Linked DNA regions of Homo sapiens: region 2 is linked to region 1. Evidence: chromatin contacts called from ENCODE Hi-C or POLR2A ChIA-PET data. All regions are on one chromosome and are shown on one strand. The core of a region is the stretch at or near the end of the contact, and the rest is flanking DNA. Distances in the headings are between cores, read along the strand shown. Region 1 holds the start of TARS1-DT (TARS1 divergent transcript). Region 2 holds the start of NADK2 (NAD kinase 2, mitochondrial).

What was found. Hi-C counts contacts between places; a loop is a spot of excess contacts on that map. ChIA-PET counts read pairs that join two places held with the same protein, here RNA polymerase II (POLR2A). Pooled maps may share reads with other maps.
Region 2: a map of CD8-positive, alpha-beta T cell shows a loop between it and region 1 (7-fold over the local background). The contact joins the promoter of NADK2 here to the promoter of TARS1-DT in region 1. A Hi-C loop is called at or near these places in 4 of 168 maps with a recorded cell type or tissue (CD4-positive, alpha-beta T cell, CD4-positive, alpha-beta memory T cell, CD8-positive, alpha-beta T cell and 1 more) and 9 of 50 pooled maps. POLR2A ChIA-PET finds 5 or more read pairs at or near these places in 1 of 52 experiments (CD4-positive, alpha-beta T cell).

Annotation. Positions count from the first base shown.
Region 1 is chr5:33,439,292-33,442,028 of GRCh38, reverse strand. It overlaps TARS1-DT (TARS1 divergent transcript), which reads left to right and starts at 1,395. Exons shown (of 3, transcript XR_001742630.2): 1 at 1,395-1,824. It overlaps TARS1 (threonyl-tRNA synthetase 1), which reads right to left and starts at 1,064. Exons shown (of 19, transcript NM_152295.5): 1 at 886-1,064. The coding sequence starts at 942. RefSeq lists enhancers at 1-542, 557-616, 877-1,066, 1,167-1,476, 1,131-1,718.
Region 2 is chr5:36,240,601-36,243,337 of GRCh38, reverse strand. NADK2 (NAD kinase 2, mitochondrial) reads left to right here and starts at 1,413. Exons shown (of 12, transcript NM_001085411.3): 1 at 1,413-1,839. The coding sequence starts at 1,540. LOC124900962 (a long non-coding RNA gene) reads right to left here and starts at 1,436. Exons shown (of 3, transcript XR_007058733.1): 1 at 1,310-1,436. RefSeq lists enhancers at 889-1,088, 2,439-2,508 and a silencer at 1,329-2,348.

The DNA.
Region 1 (2,737 bases), core at 146-2,645:
ACAATCTTCCTGCTTAAGATCCTTCATGTATAGAATACAAGTTTCAAACATCCTTGTTGCCTAAGATCCTTCTGATTACTGTTCCTTTAACCCTTCTGGCATATCTCTTGCAAACAACCCGAAAGACAATTCACCTGCGTGCCCCTTTTCACTGCCTTCCCTACCTTTACGTGGGAAGCCCCGTCCTGCCTGTTTACCTGGTGAAATCATTCTTCCAAACTAAATTCTAAAGTGCCTTCCTAAACTTCCTCTTCTGTAATACCACAAGGTTGATCACAAAGCACTAGGGCTGTTTTCCTGTCTCTTACACATCAGCCTGTGAGGCCCTCAAAGTCGGGGAACTGGGCCCTATTCATCTTCCCACATGCACCGCCCAGATCAGTGCCGGGCAAAATGTATACTTAACCACCCAAACTTGGACAAGCTGGGTCAGATCTCGGGCACTCGGTTTTCCTTTCCTTAAAATGGAGCTCTTTACCCCCGCAGGATCTTAGGAGATTGATTAAATAAGGCTCTGCAATGTGTTTCCCGCTTACAGTAAGCCATAAACGCAAGTTTGGAAGCCTCAAGCCTAAGATTCTGATTCTGTCTCCGCGTCTAACTACTGTAGATGTGAGGCTCTGAACAAGTCGCTCACTCAAGGTCTGTTTCCTCATCTGTAAAGAGAATGGACCCACAGATGAACTGCAAGGCCCCACCCTAATTTATGAATGGATGGTTCCCAAAGGGGGTTCCGACTTTCCAGGAGTCCCACCATCCCCCACTTCTCCGACCCACGCGGTCCCGGCCGCTTCCTGCTTCCTGCCCCCCGCTCCCGCCGCGAGCGTAGCGTCTGCACCCACTAGAGTCCCAGGCTGGTCTCTGGGTCCCACCAAGTTTGCTCACCGGCTTCTCCTCGCCTCCCATCTTCCCTGAAGGACTGCTGGCCTTCTCCTCAAACATTGGCGAACGACGAAGCGATGAGAGAACCCGAAAGCGACGGCCTAGAGGAGAGGAGCCAAGAGGCGGGTGGGAGGTGGGCTAGCGCCCGGGACTTGGCCTCGGCTGGACCAGCTGATGCAATCGAAAGGCGCCCTAACCCCGCCCCCAACTTGCGGCGGAACGAGCAGCCAATGGATAACGGGGGAAGGCGGGCCCTCCCTCCTCTAAGCCAGTGGAAAATCTTTTCGGGTGACAGAGCCCTTCTAGGAAATCAGGTCGCGGAGGGTGAGGAGGAGCAACTGCAGAAGCTACATGCCTACTCTCCGCTGACCTTGGTCTGGACGCTTTCCAGAGTCAAGTCCCCAATGCGCGTGCGCCTTTCCTCCCTTCTGACTTTATGTGGAACAATCATGGACCTTCCCGGACACCGTAGATAATAAGTAGGTCTTGGTCTAAACTTCCGGGAAGTTTTCGGCGACCTGGATACCATCTTCGACACGGGGACAAATCCCGGGATGGAGTCCAGGGTTTCCCGCGGCTTCGGCGCTTCCTGACCTGGCGTGACTGCCGACTTGTCGGCACCACCCAGGCCTCAGGCTCCCTGTCTGTAGTGGTGAATCGACCTTCCTCATGGCAGTCCAGGCTTCCCAAGCCCCATGTCCTGTTGATCCGGGACAAACTCTTCCTTGAACGTTCTTCACTACGAGCCGCTGCTGATCTGTACTGCCTGGAGGAGCATTTCCATAGCGCCCGCAAAAATACAATAAAGCTCACCCAAGGAAATAACCATGGATTCTCACGCCTGGGTGCCAGTGTTTGGAATCGACTGGGCTTTTTTATGTTAGTAGGCAATTTAAAACAATTACTTATTTGAAATCAGAAGCGCAATAGGCATAACTTCAGGTACGTGCTCCACCACCACGTTTTGTGGATTTTTCTTTTTAAACATCAGTTCTGTTCTCTACAACTCTCCGCCTTCAGGGTTATACTTTCCAGGAACAATAGCTTCCCAATTCGGCTTTGTGCATCCATTTTTCATACAGCATCGTTGTAGTCTTCAAATACAAATATGATCACGGCAATCTGCTGAAAAATCTTTGGTGGCTTTCCCTTGCTCTTGGACAATCCCTGATTGTCCAAGTTTTCGGCTTCATCTCGTTCGCCCACCATACACTGAACTATAAACTGTAGTGGCTTTTTTTCCTCAGGTCTTCCCACAGACTAAGTACCAAGATTTTTCCACCCTACCCTCATCCGTGCTCATTCCGACACACTTTTTGCCTGTTTGACACCTCATTTATTGTCAGATTTCAAGAATCGTTTTCTTCGGGGAACCATTTCTTGACTCCCTTACTGGATGAAACAAGCCTCCCTGTTAAACAGTGTTGGAGGCGCAGAAACATACCCCCAAATAATGGCGTTTTGACATCTGAACTGAAGAAGCCTCAAGGTCCCACTCCCCTAAATCCCCACGCCATCTCTGCCAAAGCAAAGGATAAAGTTTAGACACATCACAAGGAACATAATTGTTTTTGTTGCCTCCCTGTAAGACCAAGAATGTAGTAATCACACCTGAGCAGACCCTTTCACAAGATGTTGTACAAATTAATGTGTTCCTGATACATTCATTCTCCTTTGTAATCCCTCAACAGAATTCCTCTTCTCCCTATCATAACCTGTGTCGCTGGGATTGTATCCACAAGCTTCTGAAGCCCTCTGAGGGGTGGGTAATCACGCTGTGATTCTTCCTGTGTATACACGTTAAGTAAATTTGTATGTTTTTTCTATTAATGTTCCTCATGTTAGTGATTTTCAG
Region 2 (2,737 bases), core at 164-2,663, 2.8 Mb before region 1:
TTTTTTTCCTTCCTAATGCTAATGAAGTTTAAAATAGTAAGACTACAAAGGAGTCTGAGGATAGTTATAGATGTTACCTCTAGAAGCTCAGGTTATTAAGGTTGTTACACTACACGTCACTATTAGCAGCTGCTGTGAGGGAAAGTTCTTGGTGAGAACGGGTCAGTGGTAGAACTTTACCAAGTAAACACCTATCGGGCTTCATTGTGTATGCTCCCAGTCCAATACACTACCTGGCACACAGCAGGCACACCGCGGGAACCCACGAATGAACGCTGGTGCTGGTGGGCCCGTGAGGAGAGTCATAGATTCACTGAATCGATTTGGACTTGGTAGAACCTTGGGGTCACCCTAACCCCCTTTTTACAGATGAGGAATCTGAGGCCCAGAAAGATGAGGTAACCTGCCCAAAGTCCAGAAGCGACGTAGCGCCAGGACTACAAAGGAGCAAACACAGTGCCAGGGGAAGGGGATCTAAGGAGCTGCGGAATTGAACAGCAGGATGTGCACTGCCATGTGGTTCTCCCCTTACAATGGGACGTTTCCTTCTGTTCTCGTCACACCCCAGCCCAGGTCCTGATCACTCCACGGGTCATTATCCCAACAGCATCCCTTCCTCCTCTTCTTGCCTCCCAAGCTACCCAAGATTCCAAAGCCAGATCAATAGTCATCAAACATTGCTTTAACTCACTCCTTTCCAGTTAAAAGCTTTCAAAGAACTAATTCATTTGGACTTTGTCCTATAGGTAGGGCTCTTCGGGGGGGCAGGGGGCAGCGGGGCGGGCACTGGGTCCCACGCCGAGAGGATTTCGTGCCAAGCCACGCACACGGTGCAGCAGGAGCCGGGTCCGCCTCCTCAGCCCCCAGCCCGGCCCCAGACACACCAGCTATCACACCGACCCTGGTCAAATAAACCAATGGGCACGTGGTCGGCCTGCAGAACAGAACCCAAGCGAGCATATGCCAGGAACCTGCCTTCCCGCCAGCCGCTCAAAACCCCACCCGCTGGCCCCGCGCCGCCTCAGACCGGATCCAGCTGGATTCCTCAGGGCGACGCAATCGCCTAACAGAATTCTACCTCTTTCTCAGGCCGCAGCCAATGGCGCGGCCCCTCGGATCCGGAGCCGCCGCGGGCTCTGATTGGCCGATAGAGTTAGCCTGGGGGCGGGAGAAGAGCGACCTCGGGGAAGCGTGTGGTGCGGGGAGGTCGCCCCCGGGCGGCGAAGCAGCCATTATGCAGGCGTGAGTGAAACGAATAAACAAACAAACAAAACCCACTAGCTGGGGCCTCCATTTCTTCCCCGCCCACCTTTCTCCCGCGTGGGGTCTCCCGTTTCCCAATCGCCACGCTTTCCCCGCCTTCGTCAACGCCTGGGTACGTCCCCCTAGCCGCGTGGGCCACGCACGTCCTGGCACTTAACCTCTGCCCGTCCGGCGCGAAGTTAGAGGCCCGGGCGGCGCGGACGGCGCGCACTCCCGGCGGTAGGGAGCTGAGGCAAGGGGCCCGAGCCCAAGCCCGCGGCCGCGGCCCGGCCCACGATGACTTGCTACCGAGGCTTCTTGCTGGGCAGCTGTTGTCGCGTGGCGGGCGGCCGGGCGGCGGCGCTGCGGGGACCGGGTGCGGGAGGCCCCGCCGCGCGGCCCCGGCTGGGCGGTGACGGTGGCGGCCGGCGGCACCTGGGGCAGGGGCAGCCGCGCGAGCTGGCGGGCTGTGGCAGCCGCGCGGACGGCGGCTTCCGCCCCTCCCGGGTGGTGGTGGTGGCCAAAACCACCCGGTACGAGTTCGAGCAGCAGCGGTACCGTTACGCGGAGCTCTCGGAGGAGGACCTGAAGCAGCTGGTGGGTCCTGGCTCGGCCCCGCTTCGCTCCCGGGCTCGGCCGGGGCTCTGGTGGCGGCTGCGCCCCCTCGGGGGGACCTCTCGGGACGACTCTTCCCAGGGCACCGCAGATGCCGGTCCTGCCTCTCTCGCGGCCCCCAGGTCCTCTGGCTTCTCCCTGGGCCTCCTTTGCCTTTGGGCGTGTGTGCGAGGGAGAGGCAGGGCCGGGGAGAGGGGGAGAGAGAGGGACAGTGGTTCATGCAGGGACTTAGGAGGCAGGGGCGCCGCGGGGAGGGCGAAGAGGGGCTGCCGAGTGGCCTCAGAGTGAGGGGTTTGAGGATTCGTTGGTGCCCTCGCCGCCCCCGCCCTCGTTCCCTGGTTGGGACCCACTCCAAGAAAGTGAGCCAGTGGCCTGAGGTCTGGACGCCCTGCGAACAGCTCCCCTGGCCGCCGCGAGAAAGGGGGCCCAGGGCGCCGCTGAGGGCTGCCGGGGGAAAAGGGCCGAAACAACCGCGGACACACCCCCTTTTACTCTGCAGGACTGCGAGGCCTAGGGCACTCCGGAAAGTCCTTCAGCGTGAGCCTTTTCCTTGCTGGAACGTGGTCGTTGGACACTACGAGCTTGTTTTAAAAGCACAGGTCTTTGGTGCTAAGAAGGAAAAGGGAGAAAATTTGACTTGTATATGTACGTTATTAAGGAGAAATGTCAGGACAAGGGGCTGGTATACTGGGTAGTGTGTGAAATAAAAAAGCCTGCGACTCTTGTGCAGCAGTATCTCCACAATATACCATATTTGATATGTTTATTAATATATCTGCAAAGATACAAATCCAAGGGAAAAACCAGAGTTTGAATCTTCCTGTTGTCATCCCCCCCCACCAACTTTAAAAACAGTTTCTGATCCCATACCACCATCCAC